Regions from separate parts of the Homo sapiens genome. Here region 2 is linked to region 1. A link is a loop called in an ENCODE intact Hi-C map of the cell type or tissue named here. Cell type or tissue: GM12878. All regions are shown on one strand.

Evidence for each region. Peaks named below come from ENCODE experiments on the same cell type or tissue, not always from the same donor. Only the 100,000 strongest peaks of a DNase experiment are listed, where the experiment ranks them.
Region 2: a loop joins it to region 1, with 2.3 times the contacts of the local background. A loop is called at or near these places in 4 of 110 quality-filtered maps.

Annotation. Positions count from the first base shown.
Region 1 is chrX:45,066,239-45,074,238 of GRCh38, reverse strand. KDM6A (lysine demethylase 6A) reads right to left here. Exons shown (of 30, transcript NM_001291415.2): 18 at 3,882-4,660. Among named protein-coding and RNA genes, the nearest start is that of DIPK2B, 130 kb to the left of the region's middle. In GM12878, a CTCF peak has its summit at 3,639 (motif pointing right); DNase peaks (open chromatin) are centred at 2,108 and 3,688; H3K27ac peaks cover 1,325 bases.
Region 2 is chrX:44,901,666-44,909,665 of GRCh38, reverse strand. The region is part of intron 2 of KDM6A (lysine demethylase 6A); the gene reads right to left. Among named protein-coding and RNA genes, the nearest start is that of KDM6A, 32 kb to the right of the region's middle. In GM12878, a CTCF peak has its summit at 4,922 (motif pointing right); a DNase peak (open chromatin) is centred at 5,398; H3K4me3 peaks cover 3,145 bases; H3K27ac peaks cover 5,670 bases.

The DNA of each region.
Region 1 (8,000 bases):
GAGATATAGACCAATGGAACAGAACAGAGGCCTCAGAAATAACACCACACATCTACAATCATCTGATCTTTGACAAACCTGACAAAAACAAGAAATGAGGAAAGGATTCCCTATTTAATAAATGGTGCTGGGAAAACTGGCTGGTCATATGTAGAAAGCTGAAACGGGATCCCTTCCTTACATCTTTTACAAAAATTAATTCAAGATGGATTAAAGACTTAAACGTTAGACCTAAAACCATAAAAACCCTAGAAGAAAACCTAGGCAATACCATTCACGACATAGGCATGGGCAAGGACTTCATGACTAAAACACCAAAAGCAATGGCAACAAAAGCCAAAATAGACAAATGGGATCTAATTAAACTAAAGAGCTTCTGCACAGCAAAAGAAACTACCATCAGAGTGAACAGGCAACCTACAGAACGGGAGAAAACTTTTGCAATCTATCCATTCTGACAAAGGGCTAATATCCAGAATCTACAAAGAACTTAAACAAATTTACAAGAAAAAAACAAACAACCCCATCCAAAAGTGGGCAAAGGATATAACAGACACTTCTCAAAAGAAGACATTTATGCAGCCAAAAGACGCATGAAAAAATGCTCATCATCACAGGTGATCAGAGAAATGCAAATCAAAACCACAATGAGATAACCATCTCACACCAGTTAGAATGGCAATCATTAAAAAGTCAGGAAACAACAGATGCTGGAGAGGATGTGGAGAAATAGGAACACTTTTACACTGCTGGGAGTGTAAACTAGCTCAACCATTGTGGAAGACAGTGTGGAGATTCCTCAAGGATCAAGAGCTAGAATACCATTTGACCCAGCAATCCCATTCATTACTGGGTATATACCCAGAGGATTATAAATCATGCTACTATAAAGACACACGCACACGTATGTTTATTGTGGCACTATTCACAATAGCAAAGACTTGGAACCAACCCAAATGTCCATCAATGATAGACTGGATTAAGAAAATGCAGCACACATACACCATGGAATACTATGCAGCCATAAAAAAGGATGAGTTCATGTCCTTTGCAGGGACATGGATGAAGCTGGAAACCATCATTCTGAGCAAATTATCACAAGGACGGAAAACCAAATACTGCATGTTCTCACTCATAGCTAGGAACTGAACAATGAGAACACATGGACACAGGGTGAGGAACATCACACACCGGGGCCTGCTGTGGGGTGGAAGGCAGGGGGAGGGATAGCATTGGGAGAAATATCTAATGTAAATGACAGGTTGATGGGTGCAGCTGGCCAGCATGGCACATGTATACCTATGAAACGAGCCTGCACATTGTGCACATGTACCCTAGAACTTAAAGTATATATATGTATATATATATATATTATTATATTTTTTTAAATAATATACAATTTATTAATACAAACTTATGAAAACTGCTACTATACACAGTTTGTAACTTGGGGAACAGAACATAGCTCCATGGAACTCTTTCTGACAATATTCCTCCTTAGGTCCCATGCAGTTCATGATGTTAGTTTTGAACCTCCAAATCTTCCCCATTTTCTAGCAACTGTCCTGAGTCTACAGAGAGTGGATGAGAGAGAAAGCCCCTGCTCCAGCAGTTAGAGCAGCAGTACCTAGGAAACAGGACAGAGGCCCCAGCAGATGAGTGAGGAGCAGGTAGAAGACAGTCAAACTGGCAGTGAATCAAGGCACTGTCTAAGGAGAGCCAAGTGTAGCATTTAATCTGAACACTCCCTATTTTCTGTAGGCCCAGAGTTGAACTGAATGATAGCCTAACTTCAAAAAAAAAACTAATATAAAAACCTATAATATAAAAATTTCTAAAGAAACAAATTTTAGGAACTCAAGAACCTCACTATATGCTTTAGAAGAATTTCATTTAGAGATCATCCAATGTCCTCTTAAGTTACTGACCTTAAAAAATCTTGTAAGACAGTTAAGATTAATTACAGCAATCACCATGTTGTAGGTCACTAAGGAAAATGCTGCCAACAACGTGGACCCAATAAAGAAAAAAATAAAATATAAAAAAGGATGTAATTTCTGCCCTAGTCTATGTCAGAATAACAACTAAATAGTTAAAATTTGACAGGAAATAATGAAATAGAAACTAACAGAAATAGAAACTAATAGAAAATGAAACAAAGACCAGCTGGGCACAGTGGCTCACGCCTGTAATCCCAGCACTTTGGGAGGCAGAGGCAGGTGGAACACTTGAGGTTGGGAGTTCAAGACCAGCCTGACCAACATGGAGAAACCCCGTCTCTACTAAAAAATACAAAATTAGCCAGGTGTGGTGCTGCATGCCTGTAATCCCACCCAGCTACTTGGGAGGCTTGAGGCAGGAGAATCGCTTGAACCTGGGAGGCAGAGCGTGCGGTAAGTTGAAATCGCGCCATTGCACTCCAGCCTGGGCAACAAGAGCGAAACTGTCTTAAAAAAAGACAAGAAAAGACAAGAAAAGACAAGAAAAGACAAGAAAAGAAAAGAAAACACAGACCAAAAGGTATTTTTAACACTCAAACTCTTTAAAGAAAAATGACTATAGTGTAATTTATAGTAAAGTTCTAGTGTCACAATTAAAGCGATAAATTTAAATTAATTGAAATTTCTTCTCCATACTCCATTGCTCCTACCCCACATCCCTCCCAAGCAGCAAACTTATATATAAATAAAATTTAATTTCACCTCAATCATTCGTCAGTGACAAACATTTAACGGTAGACCCAGGATACCTTCTAATAAAATAATCTGAACAACAGAAAAGATAATCACACTTTTACATAACAATAAATAAGACATATAAGTACTAGCAACTGCAGGAAGAGGTTTATATGGCTATAAATAAGAATTGTTTTGAACTTTAAAATGTAAAAGCTATATTAAATGGTCAATGTAGCCAAACTAGAACTAATGTTTATAATTTCTATTTATAGAATGGTTATTTTCTATATATCATGACAATCTACAACCAAAAAAAGATCTTTTTAAAATCTACTATATGTCTGCTCAAACTTAACATTTAATGTATCAGAAAATATTACAGAATTATTTGTTTGTTCCAGTTATGTTAACTAAATTTCATTCAAGATTTAGTCACTTATAGAGGACAACAACTACAAGTAAATGAGAAAAATTATATATGTGTCATATACAATGAAAAGGCCAGTAAGAATCTATATGTCCTCCAAATATCAGAGAAAGATGATGCTGCCTGATCCTTTGATTCTTCTTTTGTGGGACAGAGGAGGTTCATTTCTTCATAAATTTCTGAGGCCCTGCCCTTCCTAGACTAGCAGAATATGTCTGGCTCCTTCCAGAATGGCTGACAGTCTGTCATGTCTCTCCACTGCCCATTGCCCCTGACCTCTTCCTTCCTCTTCTGCCTGCTTTATAACCTCTTCTAGATTCAAACAGTCCAGTTTTCTCAATTGTAAGCAAAGACTAGCCTTGATAAGTGATGGGGTCCATTCCTAGCCTAACATTTAATAGGCTCTGATAAAAAAAAAAAAAAAACCCATAGGGTTTTCCAGCCTTGCTGTATTTGGCCAAATATGATTTAACCCATTCTCTTGTTTAAATCCCCAGAGCGAAGTCAATCACACTGAAGCTGACAACCTAGTAACCAGTAGAGGGCAGTAACAGCACAATCAGACACACCCACTCAAAATAAGCAATTTACAGGAATACTTCTCACATCTGATTTGACTACAACATCTAAGCAAAATAAAGCTTCTGTCAAACTCTTAGATGAATGACTACACCATCTTTTGCTTACTTCCCATATCTTAAACGGTCCAAATTTCAGCATTCTGATCATGCCAGTAAGTCAAACATTTTCACTTTGATGAACTTTCCCACACTAACCTGCATGCCTTCAGAACTTCTGCTGAGCTGGGGTATATGGACACAGACATTGATGGTATGATCTGTGGACTAGGTTTGTGGTTAACCAGAAGCAGATCTGTTTTCATGGGGCTCTGAGATTCTTCCATCCCTTCTCCATTAATTGTGTGTAGCCCACTGTGAGGGCTGTTAAGGCTGGTAACACTGTTTGTGGTTGTCTGCTCAGTGGATTTTGGAGAAGGTGTTGCTGTTGAAATGGCTGAAGATGGTGAAGAGGCAACAGAGTTATCAGTCTTTGTATGAACAGCTGGGTGGATGTTATTGACTTTGTCACAGGTTCCAGTACCCACATTGTTATTGGCTTTTCCCATCAACAAGGCAGAGAGCTGAGGATTGTCTGAACTTAGTAAACCTGGTGACTTAGAATCTCCATGGCTAGGACTGCAAACAGCATCTGCCGTCATCTGATGGACATGATTAGGAAGTCCCTCGACACTGGCAGTGCTGTTAGGTGTCTCTCCAGTGTGCCTGCTTGTTTCAGGCACCGTCAATATGTTTCCTGAAGGCTTGCTCTCTTTGGTTAAGGTAATGCCTTGTTGTCCACCTGAGGTAGCAGTGTGAGAGGAGAGGTGATTGAGAGCAGCCCCCTGTGTTACTGAATTGCTAGGCAGGGTGGGATGTCCGTTCTGATTCTGAATACCAGAGCCAGCTGCCTGGAGATGCTGGGAAGGCCCAGTGGAAGAGAGAGGTCGTTCACCATTAGGACCTGCCGAATGTGAACTCTGACCTTTGTGAAGCCCCTAAAAAGAAAGAAAAATAGTTTAAATCTAATATTAAGCAAACTCAGAATATACAGAATTTAAAATATTAAAGAGAAAAGCCACTAAAAATAAATATCTAACTGTATAAGATAATTTGACCCAAGTCCTAAAGTTATCAAAAAGTACCTGCAACTTAGCTAATCAGTATTTAACATCTTTAGAGAAATTTTTCTTCCTTGCTATCTAAAATGACTCCATTATTAGTGTAGAATAAACTACTTCAGATGAAGCATTACAAATTTTAAGTTCCAATATACATATTTTCATCTCTAAAATCAGACATGGATAGACATATATCATCATTAATAATTAAAAGCTATGACCATGGATCAACATAAACCAACTCTCACTGGTCTGTGATCTGTTAAAAGATTAATATAGAAAGTGAGTTCATTAAGCCTTTAAAATTATCATTAAAATATAATCTTCTGTAATTCAAATCCTATTGTTAAAGTAGCTATCCTCAAAATTAAGGGCAGAACTATTAAATCTATGAAAATATTTCAAAAAATACCTAAAGTTTCCCCATCTATCCATCCACACATATTTAGAAGACTAGATAGGCTTGGTGCAGTGGCTTATGTCTGTAATCCCAGCACTCTGGAAGGCCGAGGCAGGAGGATCGTTTGAGGCCAGGAGTTCGAGACCAGGCTGGGCAACACAATGAGACTCCGTCTCCACAAAAGAAAAAGAGAGAGAGAAAGGGAAAGGGAAAGGGAAAGGGAAAGGGAAAGAGAAAGAGAAAGAGAAAGAGAAAGAGAAAGAGAAAGAAGAGAGAGGAGAGAGGAGGGAGAGAGGGGAGAGAGGGAAGGAAAGCAGGCAGACAAGCTAGGTGTGTTGACAAGTGTGCCTGTAGTCCAGCTACACAGGAGGCCAAGGTGGGAGGATCTCTTGAGCCCAGGAGTTTGAGCCAGCAGTGAGCTAAGATGGTGCCACTGTACTCCAGCCTGGGTGACAGAGCAGAACCTTGTGTCTCTCTTTTTTTTTTTTTTTTTTAAAAAAAAAGGGGAGAAAAAGACATTTTAAGTCTCCACTAATGACTTTGAGATAAACTTTATTTTTCATCACCTGAATTTGAAAACTTAGAAAAATACACTGCTACTGTTAAAGCAATCTGAGGGGGCAGTATACTAACAGTTAATAGAAGTTTTAAGACTAGAGGAAGATCACTTAGGGCATTTAATAGAATGAAAATATGATAACTGGAACTAATTTTTACCTGAAATTTGCCTCTGGTGTCACAGAGAAACTTCTTTAAGAAGAATATTTTCATTTCATTTTACTTACAAAATAATTAAATAGGACAGCCAATTTTTCAGCAACACTGATTAAAGTAACATTGGAATCATAAAACGAGTTTACATTTGGAGTTGAGATTACTTCAGCAACAAGGTTAGAGCATTTTGTCAGTAATAAGCTATAAAAGAATAAAACTATAGCTGATAACAAGATATTTATATACTAAAAGGTGCATTTAATCATCTAGTTAAAGTCAGCTAGCATGCCCCTAAAATCAGTTTCTGAAGCTGAAAATTTTAAACTAATGTTTTTACTCAATAGGCTTATCTACCTAAAACACTAGATATATTAAAAGTTGATACACATTGGCCAGGCGCAGTGGCTCACACCTGGAATCCCAGCACATTGGGAGGCCAAGGCAGGCAGATCACCTAAGGTCAGAAGTTCAAGACCAGCCTGGTCAACATGGTGAAGCCCTGTCTCTATTAAAATACAAAAATTAGCCGGGCATGGTGGTGGGCACCTGTAATCCCAGCTACTCGGGAGGCTGAGGCAGGAGAATCACTTGAACCTAGGAGGCGGAGGTTGCAGTGAGCCAAGATCGCACCACTGCACTCCAGGCTTGGCGACAGAGCCAGGCTCCATCTCAAAAAAAAAAAAAAAAACAAAAAAAAGATACACACCAGTGAGTGTGTAAAGGAGTGCAATTAGTTGTAAATGATTTAATAAGTAACAAAGTTCAATCATAATAAAGGAAGGTTGAAATTTGTAAGTTACATGAAAATTTCTCATAAAGCAAAAACACTGCATATTATAATCATATCAATATTTAAAATATTATCCAAGAAAGTCTGGGTAGGTGAGTTAAAATTTCATCAAATGTAAAATATTTAATTCAGAGGCCAATTATTTAACAAATACACTGATTACAATATGCAGAAATGTGACAAAGTAACTATTTTATTACATCTTCTCTATCTGCAAATCAAGGTATTTTAAGCTACAAATTCTTTAGAGTACTTGCTGAATAATCACCTACAATTAATATAATTTTACTTTCATATCTTAAATTATACCCTTGCTACCAAAAGCAATCTGAATAAACCCATTCCACACTGTAATGTAAATTCCTCCCTTGATCAAAAACTAAAAGGTAGATATACCATATAGGTCTACCAGTTGTCTAGTTTTCATTACAATTTCAAAAATTATTCAAATAGGTTTGTATAAGACAAGTTACCAAAAAGGCCTCTTTAGAGTCTATGATATTAATACCATATATCAACAGCAGAGACAGAGGCTTCCCAGCTGTAGTGATATGCAGAAACTTCATTTGGGAAACTTTTGACCTGGAATCAGTTCAACATCATTTTCTAAACAACTCTCTCAACCTCATTACTTAAATTGTAAAGTTCCTACAGATAATGGCTTTGAAGGGCGTGTGAAGCAAAGGCTGGGGGCTCCCTGCTACTTAGTATGGTAAATTACAGAAGCCTCGTGGCCTGCCAACTGAGGAGTTCCTTTTTATTAGAATTACGAATTACGTTTTTAAAGAATCCCACATTTCCAAAACAGGGTTAAGAGAGTATTGAAAACTTCAGCAACTAAGTGAGCCAAAGAAGTAGATGTGAGAGAAAAGAAAATAGAACTATGCTTTACAATCATAACAAAGGCTTTCACTTATTAACTGCCAGTTATACCTTAGAACTATGATAGGCATTTTAACAAAAATCTCGTGTTATCCTTTTAACAACTGTTTAATGCTTAAAGACAATGAACCCCCAAAATCCCATCCTCTCACCCATTCTAACAATTCCCCTTTCTCCTTTGCCATTTTCTCCCTCTCTACTGAATCTTTCCCATTGACTTTTACTGTTATTTCTCTCATTTTAAATTTAAAACAACAACAAGACAACAACTCCTAATCCCATTTTCCCTGTCAGCTACACCCGGTTGTTGTTCTCTTTTATGCCACGGTATATGGAAATGGAAGCCTTGGCACTGTGCAGTGTGTAGCCCAAACAACTGTAAGCATGTGTGCTGGAACTGTCTATACTTGCTACTTCAGTTTTTCTCTGCC
Region 2 (8,000 bases), 160 kb after region 1:
TTGTCCTACTTCTTATTTCACAGTACATTACAGAAATGTATAGATGACTAATACTCTACGGTATTAGTATTTTGAAATGTATAGTTATCTATAGGTGACTATACATTTCAAAACAGAGAATGGTAAATAAAGGTCCTCCATATAGTATAGAAGACATGATCAAAATATAATCATTTGGGTGGGGGGGTGAAGGGTGGCAGCAAAGTCAAAGATAAGCTATTAAATGAAAGTTATTAAAGTGCCCACCATGCAAGTAAACAATACAAATAAGAGTGAAGATCCAGAGACCTTTAACCACTATAGGAGACATCAACAGCAAAAGGGATAAATTCATGTATTTGAACGCCGGAATACTATTCAGCAATAAAAACAAATGATGTTTCTGTTTTTGCAAACTCAAGGATGAATAAGAAGGATGAATCTCAAATGTGTTGTTGAGCAAATGCAGCCAAACACAAGGGTACCTATTATACGGTTCCATTATATAAAATTCTAAAATAAACAAAATTAATCTATGATGATAGAAGTCGGTGTAATGGTTACCCTTGAGGAGGAAGATAAAGGTATTAACTATGAAGGGGCAAGAGATGCTTCAAATTGCTACTACTGTTCCACTTCCTGATTTGAGGTAGCATTTACCAAATGTGTTTACTATGTGATAATTCACTGAATGGCACACTTGTGATATGTGAACTCAAATGGGTTCATGTTACACTTCAACAAGTTTCCTTAAAAACAAAAATCATCACGCAAAGGACTTCTGGTTAAACATGACAATTTGAAAATGGAGTTATCTCTGTTCCCTTCCAACATCTCTGAAAAGAAAGTGAAGGAATTAAAAGACAGCAACCCTAGAAGTACAGCCAATACTTCCTAAAAATGGCCACAATATCCCCCATGTCACATCCTTATCTGCAGTGTGGCCTTGCCTCTTCCACATCAAGAGATGGGGTTTCTGTCCCCTCTCCTAAAATCTGGGTAGGCTTTGACCAACAGGTTAGGGCAAAAATGACACTGTGTGACTTCTGACGACAGGTCACTTAAAAGGACATGCAGCTTTCTACTTGGTCCTCTTACACACTCACTCTTGGATCCCTGAGCTTCTATATAACTACCTTAAACGAGCCACGCTGGGAAGGCCATATACAGGCCCTTGGGTTGACAACACAGCTGAGCCCACCCTTCTACACATCCTTGCCAAGGTGCCACACATGTGATGAAGCCATCCTTCAGTCTCTCTCTGCCATGAGTCATCACAACTGAGGCCCCAAACACGTACAGCAAAAAGAAGATATCCCTGCTGTACCCTTTCCAAATTCCTGACCCACAAATCCTGTGAACATCATAAAATGGTGGCATTGGTGGTGGTTTGTTATGCAACAAGATAACCAGACCAGAAAGGGAGAGAAGACAACAACAGACAAAGCAGGTCCATAAATTATGAAACACAAAAAGTACATGAAATGCCAAGTGTCTTAGATTTCAGCTACCAAGACAAAAGCCCTTTCAAGCAGCAGAATCCTGGAAAGAAATGATGGCAGGAACTGAAGACTAATGAAAAAAACTGAATAAGAACTAATTAGTCCTCTAGACCTACTCCTCCAGAAAACACTACCAGGGAACTGTCCCTCCTCTATTACTTTTTCCCCTACCCCAATAAAAAATTAAACATTTAACTCAACAGAGATGTTAAATTAAAACAGACACACTGAGCACAGGTCAGGGTGCAGAATGGCCCAAGTCCACTTCCACAGTTTGGCTATCAAAACACTAGCTGCCAGGCTTATGCTTCTTGCAGCCCCAGGATGAGTGAAAGTCCCAGAATGCCAGCTGTCCAACAGGCCCAGTGACCTATACAACAACAGTCACCTTTGAAGGATACAGGTAATTTAAAAAAAAAAAAAAAAAAAAAAATGGAGGCCAGAAGCAGTGGCTCACACCTGTAATCCCAGCACTTTGGGAGGCCAAGACGGGTGGATCACTTGAGGTCAGGAGTTCGAGACCAGCCTGATCAACATGGTGAAACCCCATCTCTACTAAAAAAAATACATGCTACTCTAGAAGCTGAGACAGGAGAATCACTTGAGAACACGGGAAGTGAAGGTTGCAGTGAGCCAGGATCGCGCCACTGCACTCCAGCCTGGGCGACAGAACAAGACGCTGTCTCAGAAAAAAAAAAAAAAAGAAAAAAAAAACCACACACACACACACACACACACAATTAGCCGGGCGTGGTGGCACACGCCTGTAATCCCAGCTACTTGAGAGGCTGAGGCAGGGGAACTACTTGAACCCGGGAGGCAGAGGTTGCAGTCAGCCGAGATGGCACCACTGCACTCCAGCCTGGGCAATAAGAGCGAAGCTCCATCTCAACAACAACAACAAAAAAAGGAACTGATAAATTACCTGATGTGTCTGACCATATTGGGGCTTACATACATATGAGAGAAAACACAGAAAATTAAAACAGTAACAAAAAGCCAACTAATGCCTCAAAAAAAGTACACGGAAAGGAAAAGTAACCATAGTGAACAGCACTTATTTATGTAGTTTTAATAATCTAAATGTTGACTTAACACAAAGATACAACACTATGGACAAGAAGGGAAATGCAGGGGCAAATGGAGAAGAGAGTGGGGGGGAAAGGTTACCTTCCATAGTAGGAAAATGTCTAAAATAGAAAAATGAAGAAATGTCAGCACTGGCAATGTGAAATGTGATGATAAATAAGAGAAGAAAGCGCTAAAGAATGGGAAGTGGAAAGAGAAGTTAAAAAGTAAAACTAGAACTGTACACTTTATGCAAATTATGTATCAATAATGCTGCTCCTAACAAGAAAAGATGGGCCCAGCACCACAGTGGCTCACGCCGATAATCCCAACACTGGGAGGCCGAGGTGGGCTCACTTGAGGACAGGAGTTGAAGACCAGCCTGAGCAACATGGCGAAACCCCATCTCTCTCTCTCTCGCTCTCTCTCTCTATATACACACACATACACACACATACACATACAGTCTCTCTCTCTACATATATATATACACACACAATATTTAAAAATAAAATTAAAAAAGAAAAGATGAATGAATTTTTTTTTTTATTCTGGAAGCACAAAGAGGAATTGGTTCTACCTCTAAACGATTAAGGGAAAGCTTCATAAAAAGAGAAAGGAAGCCATTTAAGGGTCTTGAAATAAAAATAAGAAGAAAAGATGGAGGGCCATACACGGTATCTCACACCTGTAATCTCAGCAATTTGGGAGGCTGAGGTGGGAGCATCACTTGAGCTCAGGAGTTCAAGACCACCTTGGGCAACACACTGAGACCTCATTTTTACTAAACATTTAAAAAAAATTAGCCAGGCGTGGTACATGCCTGTAGTCTCAGCTACTCAGGAGGCTGAGGCAGGAAGATAGCTTAATCCGGGGAGAGTGTGGCTGCAGTCAGCCATGACCGCACCACTGCACTCCAGCCTGAGCTACAGAGAAAGACTGTGTCCAAAAAGAAAAAGAAAAGATGGAGGAGAAGTATTGAGGATGGGGTTTAAAAGTTATATGGAGGCCCAAATGTTGAGGGACATCAAATTTTACTTTTCTTTGAGAAGATTTTTGAGTAAAAATCTATCACTGAGAGGAGTACAAAGAATGATTGTCTGTAGAGACCAAACCCAAGAAGCATTAGCTACTGTACTACCTGAGCAAAGTAAAAGAGAATGGAAAAAAAATTATAGCCACATATACAGGCACAAGTGTGCATATATATATTTGCCTTTAATTTTTAAAACAAAAAGTCATAAACTTGTTTTTAAATGGTTGAGGAGGGAATATGATGGTAGATTTGGTTCTGGAACAATGTAAATATTTCACAATCATATATGTATTTTAAATGTTACACTATAAATAAAGCAATCTTTATGAAGTTAAAAAAGCAATCTTTATAAAGCCAAAAGCAAAATGAAACAAACAAACCTTACTATGTAGCCAGCTGATAACGTAACCAGACATAGAACAATTATTTCAAAGAACTTTAAAACAGCAATTTAACCAAATACTCCCAGTGGAAAATACCTTAGGGACAAAAATAAAAGAACTACAAAAAAATCCTCAAGCTACAATTCGAAACCACGTACAGTCATGCATCCCTTAAGACCAGGATATATCCTGATAAATGCAACATTAGGCAATTTCATCCCTCTGCAAACACAATAGAGTATACTTACACAAACCTAGATGGTATATCCTACTACACACCTAGGCTACAAATCTGGCACAGCATGTTACTGTACTGAATACAACAGACCAATGTAACACAGTGGTAAATATTTGTGTCTAAACATATCTAAACATAGAAAAGGTACAGTAAAAATATGGTATTATAATCTTACGGAACCAACCTTACCATCATTGACCAAAATATTGTTACATGGCAGATGACTGTAGCTCATGGTAGTGCTGGTACTGTTATTCCAACACTGTTAATGTATGTAGTATGTGATAAAGAAACTGAGTCATTATGTTGTCTTTGAGAACCAAAATTTTCAACATAGAAGAAAAGACATATTTAAAATTGATAACAAAACATTGTAGTCCTGAATTTGAACTGAAAGATCTGTGTGAAATCATAATTTTAAAACCTTCAGAAAGAAATGAAGCGTGACATCAGCAAAAATGGTGGCTTAAGAACCTCTAACAATTCCTCTCCCATGAGAAAACGAGCAAATAGTTTCAGAATTAACTTTATAATAACTCTGGAAACGAATCAAAGGCTTGCAGGAATCTTGGAAGCGTTTAGTGAAGAAAAATGGCCAAATCTTAGTAAAAACAGAAAGCTTTGTGGCTTTTTAATTTGCCCTAGTCCCATTTTCTCCATACAGCTCTGCAGTAGACTTGAAAACAAACAGCATAATAGATTTCTGGTAAAATCCAGCAGCCTGAAAAGCCAGCAGAGGGAGTACAATGAGGCTGAAGCTCCATCAAAGCCTCATTCCCAGAAAATTCACCTGTATAAATGTTCCCTGGAAGATCCCTCTTGCAAAGCTAGGTATTTCACATAAATAGAGTTCACCAGTGTGAAATCCCTTTACTTGAAGGCCATTTGTTGAAAAGAATTCCAGGGAATTGTTTAGCTTAGAGGCTGGCTAAAGCAGTGGATAACAACAGAGACAAACAAAAGACCAACCAAAAACTTCAGAAGGAAAAGCAGGAGACTGAGATGTCTGTAAGAGTTTTAAAAGCTCCAACAAAAATATGAAAAACCTAATAATCAAGAAAGCCAAGCACAGATAAGGGGCTGTGTGCACGCCCAGAAAAATCTGAGAAGTCCCCAGGTGCTCACCTCCGCTTTACCATGAGGCTCTGCACAATCAAAATAATGGCTATGGCAATGTTGTCAACTGACTGCACAGAACACCCTTCAGCAAAGACTGGGAGACTTAGTGGTCCCAGACAGTTGAGGAAGTCACTCACTAAAATAAACAAGGAGAGAATTCAGTGGTAATACATAACAAAGAACACAGACTTTTAAAAATTAATTCAGAGAAGTCACTAAACAAAGAAACAACTACAAGAAACAAAAGCCAATACTGCAAAGGGGGAACCTTCTGCTTTCAGTTTCTACATTACAATAAAACGTCCAGTTTTCAACCAAAAATTGTGAGACATAAAACGATCCAGCCATAGAACAAAAAGCAATCAACAGAAACCATCCCAGGGAAAGCCCAGATGAGCTTACTAGACAAAACTTTAAAAGTCAGCTATTATAAACATGACCTCAAGTAAACAAAAATATGAAAAACATCTTTTACATAAAGTAAAATATGTCTCAAGAACTAAAGTATAAGGTCAATATATCAAAGAATAAAGAATATCAACAAAGAGAAATTATATTTTAATAGGACAAAATAGAAAATATAACTGAAATAAAGAATTCACTAAAGAGGCTCGACAGCCTCAAATATTCTAGTGAATATTTGAACAGGCAGGAAGTATCCAGGAACTTGAAGAGAGGTAACTGGGATTATCTAGTCCAGTAACAGAAAGAAAATAAGAAAGAAAAATTAACAGAGTCTCAGAAACCTGAGCAACACCATGAAGTTTACCAAAACATGCAAAATTGAAGTCACAGAAGAAGGAGAGGGGAAAAACATTTAAAGAAATAATGGCTGAAAGTTTTCCAAATGTAATAAAAAAAATTAATCTCACGTCCAAAAAGCTCAATGAATTCCAAACAGATTAAACTCACAGTTCTACACTGAGACACATTATAGTCAAACTGTCAAAAGACAATGACAGAATCTTGAAAACACGAAAGAAGTGACTCATCACATACAAGCGATCCTCATCAAACACTGTGGAGGCCAGAAGGCAATGGGATGACGTGGTAAAAGTGTTGAAAGGAAAAAACAGTCAACCAAGAATTCTAGATTCAGCAAAACTATCCTTAATTACAAAGGGGAAATTAAGACATTACTATATAAACAAAAACTGAATTTGTCACTAGGAAAATACAAAAGGCAGTCATCCAGGTTGAAAGGGTGCTAGACAATAACTAAAATTCACAAGAAAAAACAAGAGTACCAGTAAAAGTAATTCTCAGGTGCAATGATCTTAATGTGTCCCTACAAGATTAATATATTGAAACTTAATCGCCAATGTGATAGCATTAAGAGGTAAGGCCTTTATGAGGTGATTAACTTATGAAAGCAAAGCCCTCATGAATGGGATTAATAACCTAAAAGAGGTCTGAGAAAGCTATTCATCCCTTTGCCCTACTGCTTTTTGTCACATAAAGATGCAGCAATCTTGGAGACAGAAAGCTAGCCTTCACTAGATGCTAAATCTGGGAGTGCCTTGATCTTGGACTTCCCAATCCCCAGAACTGTGAGAAATAAAGTTCTATTATTTATAAATTATCCAGTCTGTAGTATTCTGTCATAGCAGAACAAATTGATACACCAGGTAAATATAAAAGATAATGTAAATAGGCCGGGCACTGTGGCTCACGCCTATAATCCCAGCACTTTGGGAGGCCGACAGGTGGATCACCTGAGGTCAGGAGTTCAAGACCAGCCTGGCCAACATGGTGAAATCCCATCTGCATTAAAAATACAAAAATTAACCAGGTGTGGTGGCATACGCCTGTAATCCCAGCTACTCCGGAGGCTGAGGCAGGAGAATCGCTTGAACCCAGGAGGCGGAGGTTGCAGTGAGCTGAGATCATGCCACTGCACTCCAGCCTGGGCGACAGAGCAAGACTTCATCTCAAAAAAAAAAAGGTAGAAATGGAAGAATACAGAACAAAAACAACAGATGATGATATGATGAAAACAAACAGTAAAATGGCAGATGTAAATCCTACTTTATCAATCATCACATAAAATGCAAATAAACACTTACAATTAAAAGACAAAGATCGACAGAATGAAATCATTTTTGTTTTTTTGAGATGGAGTCTCACTCCACTGCCCAGGCTGGAGTGCAGTGGCACAATTTTGGCCACTGCAACCTCCGCCTCCCAGGTTCAAGTGATTCTCCTGCCTCAGCCTCCCAAGTAGTAGCTGGGACTACAGGCGTGCGCCACCATACCCAACTAATTTTTGTATTTTTAGCAGAGAAGGGGTATTGCCATGTTGGCCAGGCTGGTCTCAAACTCCTGACCTCAGGTGATCCGCCTGCCTCGGCCTCCCAAAGTGCTGGGATTACAGGCATGAGCCACCACACCCAGTCTGAATTTTTTTAAAGGCATAACACAACTATATGCTTTCTAAAAAGGACATACTTTAGATTCAAGGACAAAAATAGGTTGAAACTAAAAGGATGTAAAACATATGTACCATGCAAACAATAACCAAAATAGAGCTGGGTGGCTATACTAATATCATACAAAATGAACTTTGAATATACACATACTATGTAGTCACAAAAATTATTAATTTTTAAAATACACTTTGAGACAAAAATTGTTACTAGGGACACAGAATATTCTATAATGATGAAAGGATCAAT